3 separate regions of the Homo sapiens genome follow, and regions 1 and 2 are each linked to region 3. Evidence: chromatin loops called from intact Hi-C (ENCODE). Cell type or tissue: gastrocnemius medialis. All regions are shown on one strand. Each heading gives the region's core, and the rest is flanking DNA. Links, peaks and the distances in the headings are about the cores only.

Region 1 (11,133 bases), core at 3,550-8,549, 450 kb after region 3:
TGGGACTATTCCATGTAGCCCAGATAGAGTACCTACTGGCTCCACGCACAGTGCTGGGCACTTTATAAAATGAGAAGACCTTCCTCCCTTTCCCTTCGCCCAAACATGAATATTCTTCAACCAGTAAAGACTCAGATGTGGGGAGTATCTGGTGCATTTAGCTTCTCTGAGCAAAACGGGCAAAAGCTGAGATCTAATAACCATCACATGATGCCAAAGAACATATGCTTCTTTAGACGCAAGCGAAAAACAAAAATCGCTATTAATCCAACTTTTCATAACGGCCCTAATTAGATGAGCTGCTGTCAATCTCTTCCACAGTGAGGAAGTTCTGTAGGACAGTCTTCCTGTCATTAACTTTCCTAAGACCTGGGAACCTGGAACTTGCTGGAAGTACATGTATGTAGCACACATAATTGTCATTTGGCAAATGAGATGCCCAGTCTGAAAGGAAAAGTCTTTCATGATTTCCTCCTCCAGAATTCATGGGCAGACCTTATAAACAAAGCAAATACACTGACCACTCGAGCTGCCTTCTGATTATCAGGAGGGCACAGTGTCTCCCACAAAGACTCCACTACCAAAGAAAACAAAATGTGGAGGCACAACTTCCAATCTGCCTGGCAAACAGACGCAAAGTCCTTGAAGCGGCCATGTCTGTGCCTGGAAAATTGGTGGAGTAAGGAGGCGGCATGGTAGAGAGGTTACAAACTCACGTTCTGGCAGAAAACAAACCCTGGAACAACTACCAGCTGGCTCTGTGACTCTGAGCATATAACCTGACCTCTCGGATCCTCTATTTCCTCATTAGCAGAAAGGGATCAAAACAGTACCTACTACATAGGCGCCCCAGGAAGATGGATGAGACCATGCAGTGAGGGCGCCTGGCTAGCCCGTGGTACATGAGCACTTGTTACCACTACTGTCCATCATTATTACAAAGAAGAAGAAAAGAGGACTGCTGCCATCATAAGGCTATTTCTCCAAGTTGACATGTATTTCCCATGGGCTCAGATCAATTCCCTCCCACACCTAAAGAAGGTCCCCTTTAAAATGGCAATAATCATCAACAACACAAGTTCACATTTCACATCCTCATGTTTCTATTCAAAAATGGTAAGAAGGCTAAAGTAACACGGTGGCCACACTGGGTCAGAACTTCTATCTCTACATTTACAGTCTGAGTGCTGGGGAGTCAGATGGAGACTTGACCCCGGAAGAAAGTGCACCCTTGGGCGAGTTAGTGGGTGAGGGAAGATAAACAACCAAAAAGTAAGCAGAGTTGCTTTGGATGAGCTGTTACGATGTGTTAAAAGCTCCATGCTGAGCTGAGTGCCTTCCACATATTATCTCAGTGAATTCCCAGAATAGTTTATACAGTAGGAGTATCCACACTGATTCATCATGTACACACTGAGGACCTTTCATCCAGCACGTGTGGAGGCTCCTCGAGGGGACTCGGAGTGAAGACAGACTTGGTCTCTGCCCCCTCGGGTCTTACAGTCAAGCTCCAGTTGAAGTGTGGTCATTACTACAGTAAATGAAGCACAACCCATTATCTCTGCCTCAGGGGATCAAGAGGAAGTTTCTAGAGTAGGAGACATTTCAATCAGGGCTTGGGGAGCCTGCCAAAGGGAATGAGGGCACGTCCCACATGAAGCAAAGGCATCTGAGTTCATGGCCCCGCTGGGGATTGGCAGGCATGAGTTGCAGCTGCAGGACAATAAGCGTAGGGGAGTGAGTGGAGAAACCCAGGTGGGGCCAGACCACGTGAGGCACTGATGGGTTCCATCAGGGTGGCCATGGGCTCCATACTCCACAGAAGGCTGTTCAGATGGGGAAGCAGGTAGTGAGGGTTCCATTTGGGGGGCATCACTGACAACCGCGTGGAAGAGAGAAATGCCCAGAGGCAGGAGGCCACTAAAAGGCTATCTCAGTTATCCAGGCAAAAAGGCTGACAGGTGCAGATCTCAGCAGCCCTATGCTGGCAGGCGGTCGAGCCTGGTGGTCAAGAATATGAATCCTGAAGTAACAGTGCCTAGTTTCAAACCGCTGCTCCTCCATTCCCAGCTGGGCCACTCTGAATTCACAGTGCCAACTATCTGGCTCATTATAAGTCCTAACAATGGTTAAACTCCCAGGAGGTAGAGTGGGCACAGATTAGTTCCTGGAGAAAAGCAAGAGAAAAAGAAGTCTGATGACTGCAAAGCTTCTAGCTTGGGTATCCTTGGCTGGTGGTGAGTCCACTGAGAAAGCTATGGAACACGAGAGGGCAAATAGAATGGAGGAAGGGAGATGACAGTGTCATGGGGTCCTGCTAACTTATAGCTAACACAAGTGGAGATGCCCATCAGGGATTTGAGCAGAAATCTAGAAATCGGCAGAGAGGTGGGACCGAGAGCTGTATCTTTGGGAGGTGTTGGCATAAATGGCTGCTGGAGGCCTGGGCAGTAGATGAGATTACCCAAGGGGATCGGTAGAAAAAGAAGGCAAACAGGCTGGAGATGGGGCCTCAAAACATTTCAGATGTTTTAAGGTCAACCGTATATGCCCTGAGAAGTCCCTGTGTTTACCACTAGGAAAACGTTTGTAGGAGGCACAGAAATAGCACAGCATTAAGCCATAAGGGAGTGACTAACCTGAAACCATGATGCTTTGGGGTAGGACGGTCAGAGGGGGCTCACAGATCCAAAGTCTGTAATCGCAGGTGTCTGGACTCTCAGGCTACATATACAATTTCCTAAGGAATGTCCTGCTTTGTCTGCGTCCCGAATCTGTGTTGAAAGATAGTAAACTGGGGTGATGGAGTACATCCTGGCAGAGGCTATGTGGGGAGAGCAGAGATGACTCTAGGGAAGAAAACGTCTTTTAAAAAACAACCCTGTCTGCTCCCACCAAAAGGAAGAAAGAAAAGAAAGAAAAAAATGAAGGAAAAGGGGAAAGGAAGGGAAGGAAAGAAGGGAGGGAGGAAGAGAGGGAGGGAGGGAAGGAGGGAAAGAAAAAAAAAAGACAGTGAGAAAGAGAGAGAAAGAAAGAAAACACAGAAAGAGAAAGGAAAAGAAAGAGATAAAGAAGAAAAGAAAGGGAAGGAGGAAGGAAGGAAAGAGAAGGAGAGAAGGAGGGAAAGAGGGGAACGAAGGAAGGAAGGAGGGAGGGAGGGAAGGAAGGAAGGAAGGAAGGAAGGAAGGAAGGAAGGAAGGAAGGAAGGAGGGAGGGAGACAGAGAGGGAGGAAGGGAGGGAGGGAGGCCCCAGCCTGTTTCCCTGAATTCCCATTTATTAGCTGAGTAAGTGGCCAACATATCTTGGGACTTAGGATATTGCTCATCTGGTGAATATTTACTTAAAAATTGCCATACCAGGGGATGAGGAGCACAGAACAAAGGGGAAATACTGTGGTTCTTTCCCTTAGGCAGTTTAACATCTACATAGTAAAGATTAAACAAACCCTAGGGTCAGCAAACATTTTTCCAAAGGGCCAAATGGTAAACATTTCACACGCTGAGGGTCATTGCAGCTATCTGTCACAACTACTCAACTCTGCCCCTGAAGCAGGAAAGCAGTTAGGACAATCCCAAAGGAAAAACTGCAGCTATGCACCAATAAAACTTTATCTACAAACACAGGCAGCTGTCTGGATTTTTCCCGTGGGCTACCATTTACTAATCCCTGAACCTCCAGAGGAAGACTGACCAATCCTCTGCCTGGCAGTTCCCAAGAGGCATCTCACACTCGGAAGTCACTAAAGAAAGTTAGGAAGAGCACAGACCTCTTGCTAGACCAGAAGGAAGAGAAAGAAATAAGGAATATCTGGACCTGTTGAGGATTCAGTGGGATAAAATGAATTGATGCCTCACTTTACAAAAATTTCCAGGTCTTCTCTGTCATTTTTCTCTGCACTTTTAGTAAAATTTTGGAGACTGTGGAAAACCTGAGGTTCTCTCTGAAGACATCTCCTCTTAGAAACAAATTCCTAGCCAGCGTGGTGGCTCACGCCTGTAATCCCAGCACTTTGGGAGGCTGAGGCGGGCGGATCACTTGACGTCTGGAGCTCAAGACCAGCCTGGCCAACATGTAGAAACCCCGTCTCTACTAAAAATACAAAAAATTAGCTGGGCGTGGGGGTGGGCACCTGTAGTCCCAGCTACTCAGGAGGCTGAGACAGGAGAATTGCTTGAACCCATGAGGCGGAGGTTGCAGTGAGCTGAGATCGCGCCACTGCACTCCAGCTTGGGTGACATAGTGAGACTCCGTCTCAAACAAACAAACAAACAGACAAACGAACAAGAAACAAATTCCTGCTTCTAGGTTTCGCAGAAAGGAAGGAGATTAACATTCTGCTTCCAAAGTTCTTCCCCTCCCCCTTCCCCCTCAACAACTGTAGTCCTCTCATGGAAGGCCAGACAAGCAGATGTATGTAACTGTCCACTTCTGCCCATATTGTTGGCTCTGCTACTCAGGAAATAAGAAAAATCACGCTGGGTCTCCAGCTCCTCTGGAAGCATGAACCAGGATGCACATTCTCCCCTGGGACCACCTCAAAGGGATTGTGCCTCTTATCACCAACCTGGAGGGACTCACAGATGAATGATGCTGACAAGTCTTGCAGTAATTTCTTGCCCCGAACTGGGAAACTGAATGCCAGTAGGTGCATGCATTACCTACTGTCTGCCGTCACTCAGAGAGCTGCGCTAAGGATGACCAGGGCAGAGTTGTGGGAACTGCCATCTTCTTCTGCAGGAGGGCTCACTCAAGTCTGATATGCCTAAGAATGTAACGACTTTTGAATTTTGAGCTTCCTCCTTAAGACCTGGATTTAGACCAATAATCCTCAAGGACTCCTGTTCAATAACAGTCCAGTTTCCTGGGAATGGTGAAGAAGGGTGTGAGGTGTTCAGGTCAAAGGCAGATAAAGTAGGAGGAAAGGAAGAGAAGGAGGGAAAGAAAGGAAAGGAAAAAAGGACAGACAAGACAATGGCCTGGGCCAGGGAGCACTTCAAACCACAAAGAAGTGACTAGATTGCTGTTTTTCTTTCTGCTTCATCCCAGAATGTCTCTCATTACTATTAGTGGCAAAAACCGCAATTACTTTTGCACCAACCTAAATAACCTGTACTCAAGGCAATGAAATTTCCCAATGTCCTGGAGTTCTAAAATCATTTTTAATATACAGTCAGAAGGACTTGGGTCAATTGAGTGTGAAAATAACATAAGACAGAGCGTCCCCCAGGCCTGCTGGATGATAAACCACTATGCAAAAATAGAAAATATCAGAAGTAGGATTTTAGACAGAAAACACATTTCACAAAATACAGCATGTATTTAAAATAAATAAAAATATTATTAATTAGAACCGAGCATGGTGGTCCGCACCTATAGTCCCAGCTACTCAGGAGGCTGAGGGAGGAGGAATGCTTGAGCCCAGGAGTTCAAGTCTAGCCTCAGCAACATAGCAAGACCCTATCTCTTAAAAATATATATGAACAAATAAAAATAAGAACCACATCATCTTGAGATCTTTGTATTGGCCAGATGCCACGTGAGGTGCTTTCTATAAATAGTCTGTGAAAACATCTCAGGAGTTCTCTGAGGTGGGAACCGTCACCATCCTATTCTCCAAGTCAGGAACCAGTGGGATGAGTGAGGTGGACTTCGCCAGGAGTCCTGAGGTGGGCATATAGGAGGCAGGGCTTGAGCCCAGGCTGTACCCACACCACAGAATCAGCAGCCCTGGCAGCAGCTCCACTTGTCTACCGGACCACACACTTTACCCTCATGTTCTTCGTAACTCCATAAGGAAGGGACTAGGCTTTTCCAACCCTCATTTTGCAGATGAGGAAACTGAGTTTCAAAGTGGCCCTGACAAACCCCAAGGTCACTGAAGGCTGGCAGGGGCAGAGCTGGAATTCCAGCACAAATATTGTGGTCTGGAGGCCCGCAGTTGATAGGCTCTCTCCTTCCAGGGGGTCCTCCCTGAGTCCCTAACCTTTACGCCACCATTTCTCAAAGGAGCCAAGCTGGTCCTTGAGCCAACCTGGGGTGGCTTTGCTGACCCCTCACAGCTTCCGCAGAAGGGCAGTGTCTCTGGGGACGCCTGCTGGGGACAAGTCACTGCCTCCCTCTTTCTTTAATGCCAACAGCTCTCGAACCCCCACGTGCAGGAGGAGAGCTGCCCTGACTCCACTGCTGGCTTCACTCCTTTCCCACATGGATAAAACCTGAGGTTAGAAAACACCGCTCAGAAGTGACTCATTCCTGACTTCCCTGCCAAAAACAACACCCATTTACGTAACTTGCTCACACACCAATCTTTTCCTCCTCCTCAGGGTGACTGCCCTGTCAAACCAAGGCTGATCTTCCTCACAAACTGGCCTTCCATTTCCAGCAGAGGCAAATCAAATTGCCCTTTCCGCCCTCATCTCTTTGCTAACTGGGGTCAGAGATAGCCCAACCAACGTGTCCCTCCCACACTGTGTTGGTGACTTCCGGAAGGGATGTGAGATTTCCTATCTAACACTTGTTCTTGGGCTGATTTCTTAAGCCAACCTCAAAAAAAAAAAAAGAGTGTGGTGTAGGAAAGGCCTCATGAACCAGGGATCACTCTCTCTGCTGAATTTGCAGGCCAGTTTCCTGACGGAGCACTTCTCACATTTTCCATCTCTAGCTGCTTACGTGCAGAAAAGAAAACCCTTTTCGGGTGTGTCTGTAGACTAGACTTTGGCATAGGAATAGACGTGGGCAGCCATTTGATACATGAAATTCCCAGTGCTTCTGAAACCAGAAGCAATTAGTCCAAAAAAATGTTTAACTATCTATCCCCATAATGTGCTAGGAGGTTCTCTATGGTCATGTCAGCATATATATCCCAAAACATCTGTATTGGCTTAAAAAAAACAAAAATAAAAAACGAGGTATGTCCAAAGATAGCCTGTCCTCCTCTTCATTCCAGGTAAGGACAGCCCCTGTCCTTCTGTAAGGAAGAGGAAGCGAAGGGAACTTCCCCCAGGCGCTGGTGGGAACATCTTAGGAGGAAGGAACATAGAAATTGGCAAGGACTCGAAGGACGGATATGAAAGTGCCGTGAGCCCTGCTGAGCCCCATGTGTGCCAAAAATTAATTCATAAGCAAATGCTTATTTTATAGTTTCCCACTTGCTACAAAACATCAAGCCACAAGGAAATATTTCTTCTGGGGGCTGACAGGAAGCGGGTGGCACCAGAGTGGGGAGAAAGAAAGCCGGAAGTTCTCTTCAAGACAAGCGTGATCCTATCACCTGACAACGTGTCACCCGTTTCTGGAAAATCCACGGGCTGTGGTACTGTCTCCTTGTTCCCATAAGCGGAGGGTTCAATGTGAAGCCTGCTCTGATGGCAGCCAGGTAGGAGAAGTCTGGGAGTCACGATCTACCCTCAGATGTTATCACCATTGCAGGAGCCGGGGCAGGAAGAAAAGATGCTGGGAGACCTGGGGACACCACCCCTGGGAGTCCATTATGCCAGACTGGGAAGTAACCTGTATTTGGCTTCCAGGCATTTCAGGGCTTTAGGTGATGATGTGATGGATGACAGGGTTTCATAATAAGGGAGCAAACCCTCCATGAGAGTGCCTAGCAAGCACTGTATGTCATTATTTGTGGATTCCCATAAATTGAATCCTCTAGGGTCTGGACAATGAAATCTAGAATTTCTGGAGTGCTGTGATTCCCAGTGAGCTTATCCTAAGGCAGGACTGAATTTTCTTACAACATCCAAAAGGAGAAAGACAAGAGTCAACACTTTTGCAAAGAAGGGATTTAGTATCCAGGGAGATCCAAACTCCTCAACTGCAGAGACAATGGTGTCTCCCTTTCCTGCAGCTGTAGCATCCAGCTTGGGGGCCTGGCTGACCCATGGTAGGTGCTCAATCGATTATAATGGGGGTGGTGGTGAGGAAGCCAGTCCCCAAAGGTGGTCCCCAACAATTCTCTCTTTTTATACATGTACCCTCCTCACAATAAGAGGTGGAGTTTTTCTCCCCGCCTTTGAAATGGGGCTGGCCTCATGTCTGGCTTTGACCAATAGAATGTGATAGAAGTGATATTCTAGGAATTCTAAACCCAGGCTTTGAAAAGGCTAGTAGCTTCCACTTCCTGCTTCTTGAAACACTGTTTCTCAGAACCCAGTCACCATGTTCTAAGAAGCCCAAACCACACAGAGAACCAAGGCACTCCAGGCAGTACCCCCAGCTGAGCTCTCAGCAAAGGACCAGCACCAATGGCCACAGTCATATGAGTGACCACGTAAGCTGTTCTAAGACCAGTCAACCCCCTGATGGTTGCAGACCCAGCCAAGATCACACAGAGCAAAAGAACCACCCAGCTGAGCCCAAGCTCACAGAATCATGCTAGGCACCAAAATGGCCATTGCTTTAGGCTATTAAATTTTTAGGTGGTTATTCAGTGACAGATAACTACAGGTGGAGGTGGGACGGACAAGAGGTACAGGATATTTTATCATGGGTTTTGTCCAGCTCTGGAACTCTGAGTAAGTCATAACCTCCTTGAGTTTCTGTTTCCTTGAGCCACTGTGCCCAGCGTTCCCTAAATATTTTAAATCTGCAGTTGGTTGAATCCACAGATGCAGAACCGACAAACACAGAGGGCAGACTGTATACATTTCTGGAACTGTGTAGGCCTGCCTGCTTCCCTGCAACTCCCCTTTCTACCACCTGTCATCAGGAAACATGGATCTCAAGAAGGCCAGCTGACCACAGACCCATTTCCCTTCCTGAGACCCTCCATGGTGCACCGAACAGGAAGTGACCGTGCTCCACCAGCTCCGGCAAGAACCCACCATGTCTTCAGTGGAGCAAAGCATCTCAGCAATCATTAATTGCCACACTGTGGTCTTAGCCCAAGTCAGGCTCACTTCCCAGCTGGCCACTTACTACTCTGAACCAACTTCTCAACAGCAAGACGAAACTCTGAATCACTCCCCCTGGGGCTTCAAGGTTCCTGTCCTTAACTGGCCCCAGACACAACCCTAGTTCCACATCATTTTCTCCAGAGAAAGAGAAGCTTGGGGCCAAGGGGCTCTGACAAGTCAAGTCTAGGCTAGAAGGCATTTTCCTGGAACCATCGGCCTCCTGTGAGACACTGGGTTAGACTGGGCCCCCCAGGGGTCACAGAAGCGGGGAGGAGAAAACAGCATGTGCGTGCGGCCACACCCGCACCCTTCCATCCTGGCATGGATCCACAGGCCCCCACACCACCCCTGCGTTCCCCCAAGAGAAAACATCCCTGCTCCACACGTGGCTGAACTGCGGTAACTCCATCATGGCATTTCATCTACAGCCTGGGTGTATGAGTAATAAATGTGTGAAACCATGAAACTAATATTCATAATGACCTTACAAGATAAAGAACTTGAAGGAAAAACAGCTTCTGTGTGCCTGGCCGTCACCATCAGGGTGCTCCGTGAAAAACATGGCATCTCACCAGAGCCACAGACATCGTCTCCCCAGGAGCCTCAGTGCTGGCGGCCCTCAGCCCCACCAGCCACTATACTTCATTGTTAGTCCTTAATTAATGGTGCCTTTGTGCACCTGGTCATCCCGATGCCAAGCCCAGAACCGAATGGGGCCTCTGACTTCTCTTCCACGTCTAATCAGACGCCATTTCAGCCAACATTTACCAAGTATCAGCAGGTCCAGGCCTGGGCCTGGTGCAAGGAGTGACAGGGTCTCTGTTTGTGACATCCTGTCCCTCACCCCCACCCCTTTAGTCCCAGCAAGGTTCAGAGTCTCATTCCCTGCCCTCATTTCTTTTATTTGTTGATTGACATATAACATAGGTACAGTAAAGCACACTAATTTTAAGCATATGGCTTACTGAGTTGTTGTTTTTTTTCTTTTTTAAACTTTTATTTTAAATTCAGGGTTGCAATTGCAGGTTACATAGGTAAGCTTGTGTCACTGGGGTTTATCACATAGATTGCTTCACCACTCTGGTATTAAACCTAGTACCCATTAGTTATTTTTCCATCCTCTCCCTCCTTCCGACCTCCACCTTCCGAAAAGCCCCAGTGGGCGTCGTTCCCCCTATAAGTGTCCATGTGTTCCTGTCACTTAGCTCCCACTTATAACTGAGAACATGCGGTATTTGATTTTCTGTTCCTGTGTTATTTTGCTAAGGATAATGGTCTCCAGCTCCATCCGTGTCCCAGCAAAGGATACGATCACGGAGTTTTAAACATGTGCACAGTCATGTAACCACCACCCAAACAAAGAGGTCGAATATGTTTCCAGCACCCAGAGAGCTCTCTTGTGCCATTATGAGAAAATATCCTCTCCCAAGATATGAACTCTTTTATCAGAGATTTAAGTTCAGGTTCTCATCAGCTCTTCCACAAATTACTGCCCATTAACTTTTTAATTCTTAGACTGCCTCCTTGGGACCCTGCTTTCCTCAGTTTACCTGTCCTCTACTGCCAGGTGTATAGTCCTCCGTTACAGCTCCAAAGCCCCTTGGAGGGCTGCACTGCTCCTATATATGAACCCCAACCCCCATCCAAGGCCCTTCACTTCTACATAGCACTCCTCGGTCTGAAAGACCCAACCGCTGTTCTGGAAACCCAACTGCTGCTCTCACACCTCTGGGCCCTCTCTACCATGGAATATGACAAAGATTCCTTATGCCCCAGGTCCATGCCCAATTTCCCCCTTTCAGTCCCATGTCCATCCTTGAAAGCCCATTTCATCCACAGACCGTCTGCAGGCTCCCCAGAGAGATGCTGGTCCTTCTTCCTTGGTGGTTCCCCGGCATCACTTCTACTTCTTGGAGGGCACTAAATGTCATCCTTGAGACATAGCATCGTATGTGCACATCCACGTATCCTTGTTAGAGGTTCAATTTCTTGAGGACTGAGATTCTGGGATTTCTCAAACTGGTAAAGCTTTGAAATTTGGGGAAGGGAAGGAATAACAACCTAGGGTTTCCAACTTCTAATTTGGCCAACAGAAAAAAAAAATCTATCATCCATAATCAACACCATTTCATTAAAGAAGACACTGTGGCTAAGGATAAAGATTGGAGAGATATAATCTCAGAAAAAAATGGCCAGGTCTTCAACCTGAATCCATTGGTTTATGAAAAGTTC
Region 2 (11,133 bases), core at 3,576-8,575, 120 kb after region 3:
GAATCCCTTATGGAAGGCACTTAGCGTAGTGCTTGGCACACAGCAGAGTTGAGCAAGTTTCAGCTCGTATTATAATTATTCCTAAAAACCCTAACTCCATGGTAAGTATAAATCCTCACAGCCACAGTAATCCACAAGCCTCAAGTGAGCCTTTCTTCTTTTTATTTTTAATTTTAATTTATTTTTTTTTGAGACAGGGCCTTCTATGTTGCCCATGCTGGTCTCCAACTCCTGGGCTCAAGGGATCCTCCCGCCTCAGCTTCCCAAAGTGCAGAGGTTACAGGCATGAGCCATGGCACCCTGCCATAAGTGAGTCTTTCTTTATTTTTTCCATAGGTCAACTTAATCTCTGAGCTCTTGTTCTGCTGTGTGGCAGAAAATAATATTTTTTCTTTTTGAGATGGAGTCTCTCTGTTGCCCAGGCTGGAGTGCAGTGGCAGAGACTCGGCTCACTGCAACCTCCACCTCCCTGCAACCTCCTTCTCCCTGAGGCAGAAGAAACAATTCTTCTGCCTCAGTCTCCCAAGTAGCTGGGATTATAGGCACCCACCACCATGACCGGCTAATTTTTGTATTTTTAGTAGAGATGGGTTTCACCATGTTGACCAGGCTGGTCTTGAACTCCTAACCTCAAGTGATCTACCCACCTTGGCCTTCCAGTGAGCCACTGCACCTGGCAGAAAATAAAATTTTGTTCTAGATTTTCTCAATCATTTCAGGCTTAAGCTCAATCACTTCATTGTTTCTGCTCCCCAGAGGTGGTTTAGGTTGTGCTGTGGAACTGGGGAAGTGGCTGGTCCTTGCTGACAACTGACGTGCTGTCACTCATTCCATAGAATCCTGTCCTGAAAGGATCTCAGCAATGTCACCCCTTCAGGTTGGCACTTACCAAGAGCAATGGGTCGCCCCAGGCTCCAGCCATCTTTTGGATGCATGATCACACCGAAAGATGTAGGCATGTTTAAGCTTGGCAGGAGCTAAATGCTCTCTTCATTTAAAATAGACAGTAGACATTGTAAAATAATCTTAAGGAAATGCTAGATCCTGCAAAACAGCTATCTGAGTGTTCACCCATGGGAGACACTTCAGTGATCTAAATCCCAAATTGCTGATTTACCACCTGCTTCTCACCACTAATCTCTCGCTGGTTGCCCAGTGATTCCATCCTCCAAAACCAGTTACCAAGAAGGTGATGCATAGACATTTTAATAAATTGAAAGCTGGATTAGCACATCACTAAACACTTTCTTTTTCTGCATAAGAGAATCAAAAAAGTGAGTGGTGCAAGATGAATGTGGGAGGTAAGGAGAAAGGATTATAATGATAACAGCAATAAAAGTTAAATTCATAATATACTAGGCACTGTACTAAGAAGTTTTCATTCATTAGCTCATTTAATCCTCACAATGACCAAATAAGGTAGTACAATAATAATCTCCACTTTATAGATGAAAGTATAGAGGTTTTTTTTTTTTTTTTTGAAACGGAGTCTCACTCTGTCACCCATGCTGGAGTGCAGTGGTGTGATCTCAGCTCACTGCAACCTCCGCCTCCTGGGCTCAAGCGATTCTCCTGCCTCAGCCTCCCAAGTATCTGGGATTACAGGCGTGTGCCAGCACGCCCAGCTAATGTTTTTGTATTTTCAGTAGAGACGGGGTTTCACCGTGTTGGCCAGGCTGGTCTCGAACTCTTGACCTCAGGTGATCCACCCACCTCGGCCTCCCCAAGTGCTGGGATTATAGGCGTGAGCCACCATGCCCGGCAAGTATAGAGGATTTTACGTGAGCATGAAACACACTCTGCTCCTGTTTAAGCTACCTTTATTTTGGGTCTCTGTATCTCACAGCCAAATCTAATCTGACACAGTAATATGATATCTTGTTTTTACTAGCTAAACCCATTTTCTTCTGTATCTTGTCTTGTTTTTGTTAGCTAGATTCATGTCTTCTCCTTTATCGTCATTATGATGCCATTGTTGCTCAGTATGCGTCCAACAGGTGTACATCAATCATGGAAAAAGCACAATCAGTTGGGATTTTTAAAACAACTAACTTTAAAAAAAAAGACTTTTTTAGAGCATTTTGAGGTGCACAGCAAAATTGAGTGGAAAGTACAGAGAGTTCCCATATACCTCTTGCCCCCCTACTCATGGCTTCCACCATCATCAAGCAGAGTGGTACCTTTGCTACAATCAATGAACCATCATTAATACATCATTTTCAATCAAAGTCCATAGTTTATATTAGGGGAAACTCTTCATGTTATACACTCTATGGGTTTTGGCAAATATATCATGCCATGTATCCACCAATATAATGTCATACAGAATCATTTCACTGCCTAAAACCCCTGTGCTCCACCTATTCATTCCTCCCTTCCCTCAAACCCCTGGCAACTACTGATCATTTTACTGTCTCTATCGTTTTGCCTTTTCTAGAATGCCGTATAGTTAGTATCATCAGCTAGGACTTTTTTTTTTTTTTTTTTTTTTGAGGCAGAATCTCGCTCTGTTACTCAGGCTGGAGTGCAGTGGTGCAAACTTGGCTCACTGCAAGCTCCGCCTCCCAGGTTCAAGCGATTCTCCTGCCTCAGCCTTCCAAGTAGCTGGGATTACAGGCATGTGCCACCATGCCCAGCTAATTTTTGTATTTTTAGTAGAGACAGGATTTTGCCATGTTGCGCAGGCTGGTCTCCAACTCCTGACCTCAAGTAATTGGCCCGCCTCAGCCTCCCAAAGTGCTGGGAGTACAGGCGAGAGCCACCTCGCCTGGCCATCAGCTAAGCTTTTTAAAGAGACTTTAATAAGTAACTATTTACAGAAGTGTGGGCAGGCCTAAAGGAAGCCACCAGGGATGCCTGGGCACTCAGGGACTAGTAAGTAGAGAAGGCATCACTACCCCCAGGCCCCCAGGCCAGAAGATGTAACCAGAATCTGGTTAAGAGTTAGTTCTATGCAGAGGATCCATCCCATGGAGGCTAAAGTCACAGAGGGTTGCAGCCACTGCCCAATCCAGGCCAAGTCACGGCAGATGCAGGAGGAAGAAATAACCTGACCCATCTCTTTCCAAGCTTCAACCTCCTGCTGGTGCCTACCATTGGCCAACCAGAAACCAGTCCCTAGAGATCAGCCTCCCAGGGTGCACAGCAAGCTGGAGTGCAACTTCCCAGGCTCAAGCAATCTTCCCACCTCAGCCTCCCAAATAGCTGGGACAATAGGCCTGTGCCACCATACCTGGGTAAGTATTTTATTTTTATTTTTGTAGAAATGAAGACTCACTACAAAAATAGCAGTCATTGCCCAGGCTGTCTTGAACTTCTGGGCTCAAGCAATCCTCCCACCTCAGCTTCTCAAAGTGCTGGATTACAGACATGAGCCACCACGCCCGGCCAGCACTAAAAATTTGGTTCACGTTATGAACCCAACTATTTGGTAAAGGAAGAAGTATGTTTCTATTAAAAAAAAATGTGGCCTCCATTTTTAATCAGTTACTAGTATGAAGACACTTTGCAGTAAATGTACATTTCAGTGTTTACATTGAAAGCACAAGCCAGTTAGCCTGTTCCCCTGCTCTGTTGGGTGTTTGTTTGTTTTGAGACAGAGTCTTGCTCTGTCGCCCAGGCTGGAGTGCAGTGGCACAATCTTGGCTCACTGCAACCTCCACCTCCCCAGGTTCAAGTGATTCTCCTGTCTCAGCCCCCTGAGTAGCTGGGATTGCAAGCACCCGCCACCACGCCCAGCTAATTTTTGTATTTTCAGTAGAGACAGGGTTTCACCATGTTGGTCAGCTGGTCTCGAGCTCCTGACTTCGTGATCCTCCCTCCTCAGCCTCCCAAAGTGCTGAGATTACAGGTATAAGCCACCGCGTCTGTCCTCTCGTACTCTGTTTATCAAGAGTTAAGTGTGTCTCTGTGTGAAGATATACTGCAAGCCTCTATGACTTTTCTGCTGGTTCTCATATTTAGAAGAAGAACCAAAATTAGCGAAAAGGAGCAGGCAACTACCATGTAACAAAGAGATTTTGTTTGTTTTGCATTTGGGAAACAGACCAGAAGTGACAGTGAGGCAGTAGGGATGGGGGAATTGTCTGTCTCAAAATATGCCTGTCATACGGCAAGATCTCAGACTCTTAGAGATGAAAAATACCTTTAAAGAAACACACACACATGCTCAAGTCCTATGTTTCTCAAGCCCTTTTAGCTGTGAAACACCTTGTTTGCCCACTTACAAACACATTTTGTTTTTTTTTAAGAGACAGTGTCTCTCCCTCTGTCACCCACCCAGGCCAGGATGCAGTGGCACCATCATAGCTCACAGCAGCCTCAAACTCCTGGGCTCAAGAGATCCTCCCACCTCAGCCTCTACAGGTAGGTGTGTGCCACCACACCCAGATAATTTTTTTTTTTAATTTTTATAGAGACAGGGTCATGATTTATTGCCTAGGCTGGTCTTGAACTCCTGGCTTCAAGCGGTCCTCCCACCTTGTCCTCCCAAAGTGCTGGGGTTACAGGCATGAACCACCATGCCCAGTCTAGAAGAATGTTAGTAGTTCACATTTATTAAGTACATGACTATGTGCCTGGTATTGTGCTTTGTACTTTACCTGGATTATCGCATTTCATCTGGACCACAATTTTACAAGAGAGCTGTTCTTATTTCTTCCATTTTACAGAGAAAGATACAAGAGGTCAGAGAGATGGCCCAAGGTCATATTGCCAGTGACTGTGGGAGATAAGATTTGAACTCAGGCGTCCTGACCCCTCAACCTGTGTCTCCACTTTCAGATAAAAGCCAAATTGCTTTGTTAAAGCAGAGGGTAGAACCCCAGAATCCTGATCACTCTCTCCTTGACCATGTCCTTGTTCGTGGCCACCAGGGGTACAGTCTGAAAACCCATTCAGTCCAACACTTCATTTGATAACTTAATTGATTAAACTGATTAATTCAATAAATAGAAGAACAATCACTCAGTTCTCAAACACTACCCATCTCTTATTTTTCTCTTTTCCTTGATATAATTAGACACCGTTTTTCATAGCTATCATCAATACACACATGTAATTTCATCTTGGGCTCTTTTTAACATAAATCTCTATTTTCTGTAAACATTTCATGTATAAACCCAGACATAAATCTTACCGATTTTAACAACTGCTTATTATGTTAACGGAGCACTTGATGAGAATTTCCTAACCTGTATTCCATGAAAGCCTACCTCCAGGTGATATGAATAAGTATCTGCAATAAAAAGGGGTTTTATACATTTTTACATTTATATTATACATTATATATATATATTTATGATAAGTTTGGGGAACAATACACATACTCTTCTCACAGTATGTTACTCTGTGAGTATATTACTCCCTTTCAATACCCCCACCAACATGCACATTAGAATATTAGAAACACTGAGAAGTCACACAAGAAAGCAACTGGCATAAACAGGCTTAGCAAACTGATCTGATGGTGAAATCTTTTTGGAGACACCCTTACTGAGCAGATTTACTGCCCAATAGACTCCAGTTGATGGCATGACACCCTACGCCAGGTTTGCTGGATTCTTTCTACATGCATGCGAGTGCCCTTACTTTACAGATGAGGAAGCTAACACTCAAGTCACCCAGCCAGCTGGCAGCACTGGTTAGGACCATAACTCAGGTCTCCTAACTTTTGCAGAAATCCATGTGACAACATTGTCTGGGCTCTTGCAGGTTGACACATGCTCTGATATTTCACAATTTCTGAAGAGCAAGTGAGCACAATGCCCAGTTCATGATGGATGGCTCAGGTCACATGGTAACTTGGCAGCTTGGGATAAAACATTCAGTCTCCCCTTAGGTCCTGTAGAAAACCCAAAAAGCCTTCTCAAAAGGTGAATATGTAGCGCTCTGCAGAGGAGGACACAGCTTTGCTCCCAAATCCTGAGGTTCTATGCTGATCCACCCCTAACCAGCAGCTCCAAACAGCATCTCTCAGCCACAGATACTTCAAGCTGCATCCTATCTTTTGGGTTGTAGGGCTCAAGCAGGGAGCAGCTTTCACAGCAACCTGATCCTGTTGTGACCTTCTCATATTCTATGCCCTTCATTAAAAAAGGCCACTGTCAGTGGGTTAGGAATGAAGATATAGGCTCAGGGAAGGAGCCACAACCAACATGCAATGGGGCGGGGAAGAAGGCAGGTGTAAATATCAGTTATGACCATGTGACTAATTGCAGAAACTAGGTCTGTTATAGTTATGGGCATTTCTTCCCGATTTTGTCATGGAGGCCGATGCAGAAGGATCACTTGAGCCTGCAAAATCAAAGCTTCAGTGAGCTATGATCTCGCCACTGCACTCTAGCCTGGGTGACAGAGTGCCTGGGGTGCTCTCTGGGTGCTCACCCAGAATGCCTGGGTGACAGAGCCTGGGGGTTACCACCCCCAACCCACCTCTCATTAAAAAAAATGTGCTAATACGATTTAACGTTGTATTTCAGTATTTAAGTCACGATTTAACCTTGTATTTCAGTATAACCTTGTATTTCAGTATTTAACCTTGTATTTCAGTATTTAAGTCACAGGATATCAAAAGGGCAGTGTAGCTCAACTAGAAAAGGAATGAACATCACCCAAAAATAGTTAAGGAGGTTTGGGGTCCCTTATGGAGGAGAAAGTTAACATGTTTACAGATGCATGAGAGGTTATCATATTACGTTTTGACCCATAGTATTTCTCATTGTTAAGGTGCCAGCTATCAAACAAATACTGAGTATAAAATGGGAAAGAGATTCAGGGGAGTCTGGTGCAGCCAGTCTGCCTATGAATTCAGAAATAATACTGTATTTGTCCATGCACAAAGTTCAGCATCCTTTTAAAGCAAGTGTGCCAACAAGGATGAAGGAAATGGATGCCCGTGTATTAGAGGATGAATAAACATACGCCACTTGGGGGAACTCATGTTCTCTTAGTCTTCTCAGAACTTACAAGCTGCAGAGACTTTTTGTTGATACTAAGAGATGGGTTAGTGTGTGTGGGGGATTCTGAGCAGAAATGGTTTTTGGTGCCAGGTGACTCATTTTTCAACAACTTCCACATTCAGCAGATGGTGATAATGCCAGCACTTAGCGATGGGGCTGAGTAAATCAGGACGGCATGTTTCCACACTTCTCAGATGCTTATTTCTAAACATTATGTAAAAACCATGTCTTCGAGCACTTCTCTCGGCAGGAAGGGATGGAGCCCGGGCAAGGTTTCTGCCCTTGGAGTTGTTCTTGCCCTCCTATTGGAAAGTTACCACGGGCCACACTACAGGAACATAAAGAAAAGGTGACAGACGCTCTCACTTTTCAGGCACCGCAAACATCAGGCCACAGAGTATACTGACCACACTGCCACAGACATTGTCTGTCTTCATCGTTTCTCACAAGAATATGACCGTATTGAAAGGACCTTCAATGCTGGGTGCAATGGCTCATGCCTGTAATCCCAGCACTTTGGGAGGCCAAGGCGGGAGGATCACCTGAGGTCGGGAGTTCAAGACCAGCCTGACCAACATGGAGAAACCCCGCTTCTACTAAAAAAAATACAAAATTAGCCAGGCGGGGTGGCACATGCCTGTAATCCCAGCTACTCGGGAAGCTGAGGCAGAAGAATTGCTTGAACCCTGTAGGCGGAGGTTGTGGTGAGCTGAGATCACACCATTGCACTCCAGCCTGAGCAACAAGAGCGAAACTCCGTCTCAAAAAAAGAAAGAAAAAAAGAAAAAAAGAAAGAAAGGAACTTCAAGTCTTCAACAGATTCCCATGTATTCCAAAACAATTAAATTATGGAATCTTAGAATTTATGGAATAGAAGACACTTAAGGTCATTGAGGCTGGGGCAGAGATAACTAACTTTTCACCAAATATTTTGCATGCCCTCTTGAATGGTATAGAGTTGATGCTGAGAAGTAGCTGCCTAGGGCAGAAATACATTTCCCAGTCCCCTTACATCTATGCAATGCCACAGGACCAGTGCTGGCCAGTGAAATGTGAGCAGAAAGGGATGTGTGTCACTTCTGGGCCAAGGCAGTTAAGAAGAGGGTGTACGTTTCTTCTGGATGCAAAGGTCTCCAAGGCCCTAAAGGATGGCAGAGCCATAAGATGAGACAAGCCTGGGTCCCAGAATCACCACATGGAGGAAACCCACCAGGAACACCATCAGATTGCAACATGAGTAAAAAATACATTTGAACTGTGTTAAGACACTAAAATTGGGAGGTTAATTATTATATTAGCTAGCATTTTCTTTATTAATACAAAGACCAATCTCCCTCAATCTACTGTTTAAATTATCCCATCTCCCTCCTGTTCCCCTACCTCAATCTACTGTTTAAATTTTCTTTATAATTCTTCATAGGGAGATTAGTAGAAATAACCTGAGACAGTCTGTGTAATGGTCAAGATGCCCGACACTGGTGTCAGGCAGACTAGGGCTAGAATTTCATTGTCAATATGAAACTAACAATGTGTTCTTGGGCGAGTCATTTAACTTCTCTGAGCCTTGATTTCTCCACCTGTAAAATGGGCATAATAGTAGTACTTATGTCAAAAAGCTATTGAGAGAAGTAAGGAACTCATCCATGTAAGGCACTAAGTATTCAAGAAATGGAGGCTTCTGTTCTTATTGGCATCATCCTACAGGGATGAATGATGGTGGTAATATCAAGGAATTTGATTTGTGAGGCTTTGTAGTAATATGAAGGAGATTGTTCTGTGTGGCTTTGTTATAATTAGGTCACTTTCCAGAGGGCCAGAGGAACTTATGGACACAGATGACTTTCCTAATTAGGTACCAGAACCCTGGAAAACAATGTGAGGTGGTAGAATTGGAAATGTAGGTCCTTGCAGACTCTGGCACCAGGAACACATAGAGAATAAGCATCAAAATCCCTGGGCATAACACATCTTAGCAGTACCCAGGTCCTTCAGGGGCGAGGAGATGGGAGCTGTTGTTTCCAGGATGTACGGGCGAGGTCATGTGGGATGTGAGTGAATCGGGGACTCTCAACACAGGGTGGTTCTCTGACTGGGTTTTGGGAAATGGGACCTTCTCCTATGGTCTCTAAGGTAACCCTAGACTGACATAGAGAAGAGAAGTCACCAGGAGAAGTCTCAGGAGGAACGCTGCTGAGAGCACAGGGCAGAGATGGAGGAGAACCAGACAGGGGGCCTGCAGGATCTACGGCAGCTTCCTCCCTGCCGTTCCTACACCTGCTCCTCCAGCTCCACTGTGGGACCTCCTGCACGGAGGGCCTGGGGCCCCCTCCCTTTCTTCTCTTAACAGAACTCCAGGGTCCCAGGCAGACTTTCTGCTGACCCGTCTGTCACCCCACTGCTTCATTTAGCATCAGGAATCTGGAAGACGACTCTCCTTCTTTTGCTCAGATGTGGAGAATTGAAAAAGGAAAAACAGACGTTTGGCCCAAAACTGCTCCAAAGATGCAAACAGCCTAATTCCTGCTGCTCTTGTGGACAGCGATGGGGAGAGTGACAACTCAGACCCTGTTCCTGTACCCAGTTTCCAACACTCTTCAGCCAAGCCATTGAAGCAGCCATCACGAAGCAGACCCAGCAGCTACTTCCGACCGCCTCTCTGAAGAAAAAGGAGAGGAAAGAAAAATGCGGACACAGCAGCTCCTGTTCCGCACCTCAGGCGTCCACACCAAGTGGCACAGCTGACCCGGGCTGCCTTCTCCGTCGGGTTTTCTCTTTTCTGTGCTTTTATTTTGCTGCTGTAATTTGTAAGTATTTGCATTTTTAATAGTGATGTTGCATACATATATAGTGATCAGATCAGGCTAATTAGCATATCCATCATCTCAAAACTTTATCATTTCTTTATGTTGGGAACATTCAATGTCCTTTTTTTGAGACGGAGTTTTGCTCTTGTCACCCAGGCTGGAGTGCAATGGCGCAATCTGGGCTCATTGCAACGTCCGCCTCCCAAGTTCGAGCGATTCTCCTGCCTCAGCCTCCCAAGTAGCTGGGACTGCAGGCACCTACAACCACTCCCAACTCATTTTTGTATTTTTAGTAGAGATGGGGTTTCACCATGTTGGCCAGGCTGGTCTCAAACTCCAGACATCAAGTGATCTGCCCTCCTTGGCCTCTCAAGGTGCTGGGATTACAAGTGCGAGTCACCGTACCGGGCCCTGTTAATATATTACATAGTTTCAAATAGCTAGAAGGATATTAATGCCGGGTGCAGTGGCTCACGTCTGTAATCCCAGCACTTTGGGAGGCCAAGGCGGGCAGATCACAGGGGTTCAGAAGTTCAAGACCAGCCTGGCCAACATGGTGAAAGCCATCTTTAAAAGAAAATACACAAAAATTAGCCGGGTGTGGTGGCGTGCACCTATAATCCCAGCTGCTCTGGAAGCTGAGCCAAGAGAATCACTGGAACCCGGGAGGCAGAGGTTGCAGTAAGCTGAGATCACGCCACTGGATTACAGCCTGGGCGACAGATCGATACCCTCTCTCAAAAAAAAAAAAAAAAAAAAAAAATACCAGACACGGTGGCTCACACCTATAATCCCAGCACTTTGGGAGGCTGAGGTGGGCGGATCACTTGAGGTCAGGAGTTCGAGACCAGCCTGGCCAACACAGTGAAACCCCGACTCTAGTAAAAATACAAAAATCGGCTGGGCGTTGTGGTGGGTGCCTGTAATCCCAGCTGCTCGGGAGGCTGAGGCAGGAGAATCGCTTGAACCTGGAAGGAAGAGGTTGCAGTTAGCCGAGATCATGCCATTACACTCCAGCCTGGGCAACAGAGCGAGACTCCATCTCAAAAAAAAAAAAAAAAAAAAAAGAAAGAAAGAAAGGAATTATGTAATATATTAACTATAGTCATCCTACAGTGGCATAGAACTCTAGAGCTTATTCCTGCTATGTAGCTGTAATTTTGTATCCTTAAACAAATCTCTCCTTATTCTTCCGTTCCCCCGACCCTTTAAGTATTTGAATTTAAACAGATTAGCTCAGGAACCAGGAAAATTTCAAATACAATGTATGTTCCAGATTCCTGTGTTTACACCAAAATAAAGTGTTGACACTGACAGAAAAAGGAAGGAAGCACCCTTCAGGGTAAAAAATTTTTTAAAAAATCTGTAAA
Region 3 (7,596 bases), core at 1-5,000:
AGATCACGCCACAGCACTCCAGCCTGGCGGCAGAGCGAGACTCTCTCAAAAAAAAAAAAAAGAAAAGAAAAGAAAAGAAAAGACGACGACGATGACAAAGCTCTCAGGGACAAGGAGTAGGCTTTCATGAGCTATACATTGAGTCTTAGGACGTTTCCTTTAAGCAACACTTGTAGGCTGAGTCAGCCTCTGGTATCATCAACAAATTAGCTCTAAGGTCGAACATACTTGTCTGGGCACATTTTGATCAGTGATGGTAAATGACTGAAACAGAGCAGCAATAACTTCAGAAGGAGATATTGGGAAACTAAGTTGCTTTGTAATTTAAATTATACTAAATCAGTACCCCAGATTTCCTATTAGACCAAGGGCCTAGTCCTATTTCTACTACTTATTTATAAAATGAGGACGTAGAATGATCTCTCAAGCTCTTTCCAAGTTCTGGTAATTCTACTACTAGCAAGATACTAGACAATCATAATGCAAACTTGGCTAGCACATTACCCAATTCTTGTGTGTGTGTGTGTGTGTGTGTCTCCAGAGATGGAGTCTCACTCTGTTGCCCAGGCTACAGTGCAGTGGCGCAATCTCAGCTGACTGCAACCTCTGACTCCTGGGTTCAAGCATTTCTCCTGCCTCAGCCTCTTGAAGAGCTGGGACCACAGGCGCCCGCCACCATGCCCAGCTAATTTTTGTACTTTTAGTAGAGAAGGGGTTTCACCATGTTGGTCAGGCTGGTCTCAAACTCCTGACCTCAGCTGATCCTCCCACCTCAACCGCCCTAAGTGCTGGGATTACAGGCGTGAGCCACTGCGCCCGGCCCCAATTCTATCTCCTAACAGACAGCTTTAAACTCTTCTATGGCATGTTAAAAGAAACAAGAATAAATAAAAGTACAACATTTGGGCTAGACTGCAATAAGATATTTCTCATGGTAAAGACTTGCTGGACAATGAAGGAAAGCAAAGAGGTTGTAAAAATCACCTTAACTAAGAAGATTTTAAAACAACACTATGCTGGAATACAGTCCCCTGGAAACTGCTTTAATGGCAAAAGGTGAAGCAGATGAAGCACACAGACATGGCACCATGTACTGAGTGCCACACTGCCTTCAAGGTGCTTCTGCATATCTGCTCAAAGGCCTCTAGTTCTCCAGAGTCAATGAGCAAAACCACAGGATGAGGCAGTAATGCCAGCACCCACGTTGGCAGCTCAGGCATGGAGTGTCCACAAAACAGGAAGTGGCAAATAAAAGAGAAGGGTTTCTAGGGAGCCCCACATAAGGATGGGCGCTAGGGCTCCAACTTGCTCCTGGGGGAGCCAGTGGCTAGATGACATTTCAGGGTACCTGCCAACCCTTAGATCTTCTCTCTTTTACTCCTGGAATAGCAACGACTATAATTATCAATATTAATGAGCTTCATTATGGGTTCTTTTAGGGAATAAGATAGAAACTGGTTAAAAAAAAATAGGTTCCCTAAAATCAATCGTACATTCCTTCTCCTTTTTTTAATGGAATCACATTTCCCCTCATTTAACCTTCAACACTTTTCTTGTTCTCCCCATTAAGGTCATTAAAATAAATAACAGTTATCAAAGCTAATGATACATTTTGACTTATCAGGCTCCCTGGAATTCCCACTGCTGGAGGGAACTAGGGATAATCAACTCTAAAACATCTTAATTCATTTTTTTAAAAAAAGGTGAACACTTACTGCAAGTGTATCCAATGCATCAACAAGAGTCAATGAGTAGTTCCCTAGTACATCATTGATGTTCAGATTTGAACTGAAAAAGAAAATTAAAATTCAACAAAAAGACTTTATTTCAAAAGAGAAGACAATAAAAGTAAACACCCATCAGAAACTATAATTGCCAGCAACTCTTATTTATTCAGGAACTAATTATGGGTGAATTAATACAGCAAAGGTCTTTCTACCCCCAAAGTAACACTTTCTATGGTGTCCATAAGTAGAATCAAGTCACAGAACTGTGGAGACACACTTGTACCAGAGTGGAAAGAATGCTCACAGGAAGTCAGGAGGCAGTGAGTCATCTCCTCTCTGAGATTCAGGTTTATCACCATAGACAATCTCCTTGGTCCTGTCCAACTTTAAAAAGCTCTGATTTCACAATCATTAGGAACTAAAGAAGAGCCCTTGTCATACGACCCACCTGTAATACTTTAATACAGAAATTAGACACCACAGCCTATATTACACACAAAAAGAAGTAAATACATTAATTGACAGTGTCAATATTACTCATCTGCCCTATGGTTGGGGGTATAAATTAACTTCTTTACACCATTTCTTCATTAATAACTCATCCAAAGGGTCTTGATTATTTCCGTTAATTCTGAGATATCATTTAACATGAACCTAGGCAGGAATTGAGGCCTTTCTCACTTCTTGACTGGAGCTACATAAACGTTTCTGCCACACACCTCTCACCCCATAATCTACACCAATTTTCCATTCTGAAACAACCTTAAGAAACCAACTTCAGGATGACAAGGGTGAAGCTCCTCAGGCACTGTGGTATGTCTTTGTAACACTTTACAAAAAAGTCAACAACAAAAAAACTAATACATCTGGGAGAATAGGGATGAAGAACTAGTAAAATAAAGGACAGTTTGAGAAATTCTGGGGACTTCATTTATTTATTTGTCCCATTCCCAAAAATCCAGAAAATAAGTGCAGAAGCTTGGAAAAAATGATAGTAAGAGAAGACATAAGACAACTGTTTAAAGATTTTATTAGCAACCAAAGCAAAAAAGCTCCAGTTTTATTTCCAGCAAGATGCATTGATATCTGCAGTCTTCCATCATATCCCAAAGCACTTCATCTGCTCCTCGGATCACCCTAATGGGTCCTTATCTCACCTTCCAGTCAGAGAAGCTTCTGGTGCACAGCACCTCTCGTGTTGTGATGGCTTGCTGTGGTCTCTGAAAGGCCTGTGCCTCAGCTGGGGAAAATGGGGCTTATGTGAAAGAGGCATAACAGCTCCAATGTCTCATTTTATTTGAACCCTCCAGTTGCCTTGTTTTATGCTGTTACACCATCTAATCTAAAGCAAAGAATTTATAGTAAAATTTTAGGCTGGGTGCGGTGGCTCACGCCTGTAATCCCAGCACTTTGGGAGGCCGAGGTGGGTGGATCATCCAAGGTCAGGAGTTCAAGACCAGCCTGGCCAACATGGCAAGACCCTGTCTCTACTAAAAATACAAAAATTAGCTGGGCGTGGTGGCAGGCGCCTGTAATCCCAGCTACTAGGGAGGCTGAGGCAGAAGAATTACTTGAACTCAGGAGGCGGAGGTTGCGGTGAGCCGAGATCATGCCATTGCACTCCAGCCTGGGCAACAAGAGCGAAACTCTGTCTCAAAAAAAAAAAAAATTTTAGATACTGTTTTTTTGAAACGAGATATATATGGGGGCTATAGTCTAGGAACTAGGGCTAGCTCATTTCCTATAAGCTGGGAAGTCAGAAAACTGCTTGGCTGGAAAATTGTACCTGTTTTTTCTATTTGTTGATTTTCTGGAAATAAACTTATACAATAGCAAAAGGTCCCCTCAAAGCAAGAGCTATGGATTCAAATATGCCTCTCAAGCGCAAGTGACAGCCAAAAAAGGTACAAAAAGTGCAAGGGTTGCAGGAGGGGCTCAAAGGAGACAGGGAGATCCTTACGCCCAATTCTGCCAACTCAAGAATGTTCTGCTCTGTGTAAATATTTCACTCTGTTGCTCTGCCGCTTAGAAACAGAGTGGGCTTCAACAGCCCACCTCATCAGAAAACAGCTCCCTCATCATGTAGCATCCAAGCTAGATGGTAATCAGGAGAACCACATGTAACTCCCCTCTCCTGAGTCACACCCAGATCTGCGGCATGTGTCATTCTATCCACCTGCACAGGCCCATGGAAGGAAGGTACTCACTGTGAGCACTGAACTCCTTTCTATGTTTTATTGTGCTTTGCCTTGTAATCTATAACTAAAATAGACCCAGTTTTAAAATATTTTTTACAATGCCCAGTCACTAAAAATTAATGAGCTGCCACAGTAAAAAAAAAAAAAAAAATTACTTGCAGTAACTGTGGGGTTTCTTCTCTCCACTCTAGTCAGACAAATCCTCTCTAAGATCTGGGGTATTTACTCATTAGAACACTTTTAATTCTTTCTTACCAAATAATTGCTACATCCTCTTTCAAAAGGTGCCAAAATAAGGGGGAAGTGGGAGTGAGGATGAAGGAAGAAAAAAAAACACCATAAAACTCTACTGGCCTAACAGCATGAAATTATTATGACTCCATTTATGCCAGCCCACTATGCAGCTCAGACTCTGGATTTGTTCTTTGTAGATATTCTTGTCAATCTCCAGCCTAACCTGATACCTTTAAGTTCATCCAGCAAGAACTCAATACCTTTCCCTGTAACCAGCTGGCTGAACCGCACAACTAAACGCTCCACTTACTTCACCAGGTACAAATGTTCATGGCATTCACCCCACTGTAAATTTTTAAAGTTCACCTCAAAACAGAAAAGATGGAGAAAACCATGGCCTTTGATAGAAAATTTTTGATTATGTAGCTAACAAAATCAAACATATGTGTTTTTAAATTTAAATTCCCATGTATACTTAACCTGTAACAGCTGTTCAGAAATCTACCTGGTGTGGTGTAGGCACAGAGATAACATAAGAAACAGTCCCTGCGTTCAAGGGATTGATAATCTGGAGAGACAAGACAAAGGGAAATGCAGGTGAATACACAACAGTACTCAATCCTCAAATAAGGTTAAAATGTAGAATCGCAGCTCAAAGGAAAGGAATCAAAAGAAGAACTGAGCAAATAAAGGAAAATCATCTTCAAACAGTTAGATGGTGTCACGGAAACAAGAGGAGCCTGACTCTGAAAGAGGGCAGGACTTTCCAAAGAAAGAGGAATGCAGAGGAGGCCATCTTGAGCTAGTAGTACCTAAGCATTTGAGGGGCCAATATTTGTTTGGCTTAATTTGAGATTTGTTTTGTTGTTTTAATAGCAATACAGTTGAGAAGAAATTGAGAATGGTCACATGCCCAAAAGCCAGAACTACAGTTAACCATTCACAGGATTACAAAAATATAATATCCACATTTACTCAAAGAAACTTTAAATTTGGATCCTCCAACCCAAATTAAGGATGTGAGAACTGACTTTGCATAGTTATCTTAGACAGATCTGCTCTTTTTAGAGTGTTCAGGTTTTATTCACTTCATGTTAACTCCTTACCTGATACCTCCCCAAGAACAAGTCACATGTACTTGAGGCAAGATAAGTTTGGAGCATATATGACTACAGAGAAACGGTAAGAGTGTTTAGCACCGAAATTTTCTATGTGTACTTTTTATATAATACTCTAATGGCAAATTCACTCTTGTTAAATGAGTCATTAGAATACATTTGATTTTTTAAAATCTGAAAGATTTTTGGCTGGGCTTGGTGGCTCACACCTATAATCTCAGCACTTTGGGAGGCCAAGGCGGGAAGACTGCTTGAGGCCAGGGGTTTGAGACCATCCTGGGCAACAAAGTAAGACCCCACTTCTACAGAAAAATTAAAAAAAAAAAAAATTAGCCGAGCATGGTGGGGCACACCTCTAGTCCCAGCTATTCGGGAGGCTGAGGCAGGAGGACTGCTTGAGCCCAGGAGTTCAAGGCTGCAGTGAGCAATGATTATGCCACTGCACTCCAGCCTGGGTGACAGAACAATACCCTGTCAATTAAACAAACAAACAAAAAATATGAAAAATTTTTATTACAGATTATTTAGTTTGGGGATGTGAAGTACCCTCCTGTTTCAAAGCCAGCATGACAATACTCTGGTTTTAAACTTTCCTCAAGGCCTAGTATTCGATAGCATAACAGGAGGACTACAGTCAATAATAATTTAACTGTACATTTTAAAATAACTAAAAGTATAATTGGATTGTTTGTAACACAAAAGAAAAATGCTTGAGGGGTTGGATACCCAATTTTCCATGATGTGATTATTACAAATTGCATGCCTGTGCCAAAATATCTCATGTACCCTATAAATATATACACCTACTGTGTATCCTCAAAAATTAAAAATAAATTTTTTTAAAAAATATTTAAAAAAAAGCAAAGCCTGAGAGGAGTTAAAGGAAGGAGAGTACAAAAAATTAAGTTTTCCACTGTTTGTAAGTGGCAAGTGTGAGGCGTCCATGCAAGGCTTCTTTGGCCTCCTCAAAGACAACAAAGGTTTACCAACCAACGGGCCTACCCAGCTCAGGGCACAACCCTTCCCTAATGCCATCCCCACCTCCTCAATACTTCTAAAACCCTCTTTCCAATAACACATCTGTCTCAAAGCAACCTGACCTTAACTTACGCATAACCAAACCAATGCATAACCAAACCAAAACACTCATCGGCAGCCTTCATCCTGAAATAAAGGCCAACAGCACACATGATACCACAAAGACCAGCAAGTTAAATCAACCACCACCTCACTTTGCTGGGAAGGGATTCTTAAGGTTCTCCAGAAGCGCTTTTAAGGTTCATTAAGAAAAACATTAAAATGTCATCAACTCACTCTCCAAACCGTCATATTCTCAAATGAAAGTGTTATCACAATTCCCCGTTAAACTGTTTTCAACTTCAGTCCACCTGATAAAAGGTAATCTGAGAAACAGTCTGTGAGCAGGAATAAAGGCACTTATTGGAAGTGCTCTCTCCCTTCTTGTAATACCAAGAGCACTAGTGGAAAAGCACAAATTAAGATCCAAAATATGTACACATACTATGATTGCAACTATGTAAAACATGCATAGACATATGGGTAGGAACTAGTGGCAAAAATAAATTTAAAATAGCTGGTGGGATTTTATGATATTTTTCAAACTTTAATGATGTTGATTTAAAAAGAAAAAACATCAAAGCATGATGTAGGCTGACAACAAAAAAAAGACCACAATTAAATGAAGTTTATCCCCCCCCCCAAAAAAAAAACTAAGAAAGAAAATACATTTATAGGTATAAAGTCCCCTCTAGTTAAGTGAGCCAAATAATTCATTCATTTCTTAAAATCTGGAAAGACCATGGCCGGGAGCGGTGGCTCACGCCTGTAATCCCAGCACTTTGGGAGGCCCAGGCGGGTGGATCACGAGGTCAGGAGATGAGACCATCCTGGCTAATACGGTGAAACCCCGTCTCTACTAAAAATACAAAAAATTAGCCGGGCGTGGTGGCACGAGTCTGTAGTCCCAGCTACTCGGGAGGCTGAGGCAGGAGAATCACTTTAACCACAGAGGCGGAGGTTGCAGTGAGCGGAGATCGCGCCACTGCACTCCAGCCTGGGCGACAAAGCGAGACTCCGTCTCAAAAAACAAACAAAAAATCTGGAAAGGCCAAATACTTTTTTTTCAAAATTTAATATTTTTTCTCAAAAAAATTGAGATAGAAAATACACTTATACGTATAAACGCTATGGTTAAGCAAGAAAAACTCATCGGTTTCCTAGAATTTTGAAAAGGCTCAGTCCTTTGAATTTAGCTTGGGATGTCCCCTTGCTTCGGTAGAAATCATGCTCTCAAACTGC

Evidence for each region. A loop is a pair of places that touch in the nucleus more often than their neighbours do. Peaks named below come from ENCODE experiments on the same cell type or tissue, not always from the same donor. Only the 100,000 strongest peaks of a DNase experiment are listed, where the experiment ranks them.
Region 1: it touches region 3 in a loop (2.3-fold over the local background); 3 of 110 quality-filtered maps call a loop at or near these places.
Region 2: it touches region 3 in a loop (6-fold over the local background); 2 of 110 quality-filtered maps call a loop at or near these places.

The regions. Positions count from the first base shown.
Region 1 is chr3:4,736,975-4,748,107 of GRCh38, reverse strand. All of the region lies in intron 44 of ITPR1 (inositol 1,4,5-trisphosphate receptor type 1), which reads right to left. Among named protein-coding and RNA genes, the nearest start is that of EGOT, 9.0 kb to the left of the region's middle. In gastrocnemius medialis, for the core only: no CTCF peak of the experiment used is centred there; DNase peaks (open chromatin) are centred at 6,247 and 7,012; H3K4me3 peaks cover 512 bases; H3K27ac peaks cover 2,911 bases.
Region 2 is chr3:5,067,183-5,078,315 of GRCh38, reverse strand. It overlaps the pseudogene RNF10P1. Among named protein-coding and RNA genes, the nearest start is that of ARL8B, 50 kb to the left of the region's middle. RefSeq lists a silencer at 375-520. In gastrocnemius medialis, for the core only: no CTCF peak of the experiment used is centred there; a DNase peak (open chromatin) is centred at 5,625; H3K27ac peaks cover 1,191 bases.
Region 3 is chr3:5,189,401-5,196,996 of GRCh38, reverse strand. EDEM1 (ER degradation enhancing alpha-mannosidase like protein 1) reads right to left here. Exons shown (of 12, transcript NM_014674.3): 2 at 1,716-1,788. Among named protein-coding and RNA genes, the nearest start is that of EDEM1, 5.5 kb to the right of the region's middle. RefSeq lists enhancers at 1,908-1,977, 2,378-2,447 and a silencer at 7,185-7,304. In gastrocnemius medialis, for the core only: no CTCF peak of the experiment used is centred there; DNase peaks (open chromatin) are centred at 588, 1,186, 2,036 and 3,876; H3K27ac peaks cover 4,485 bases.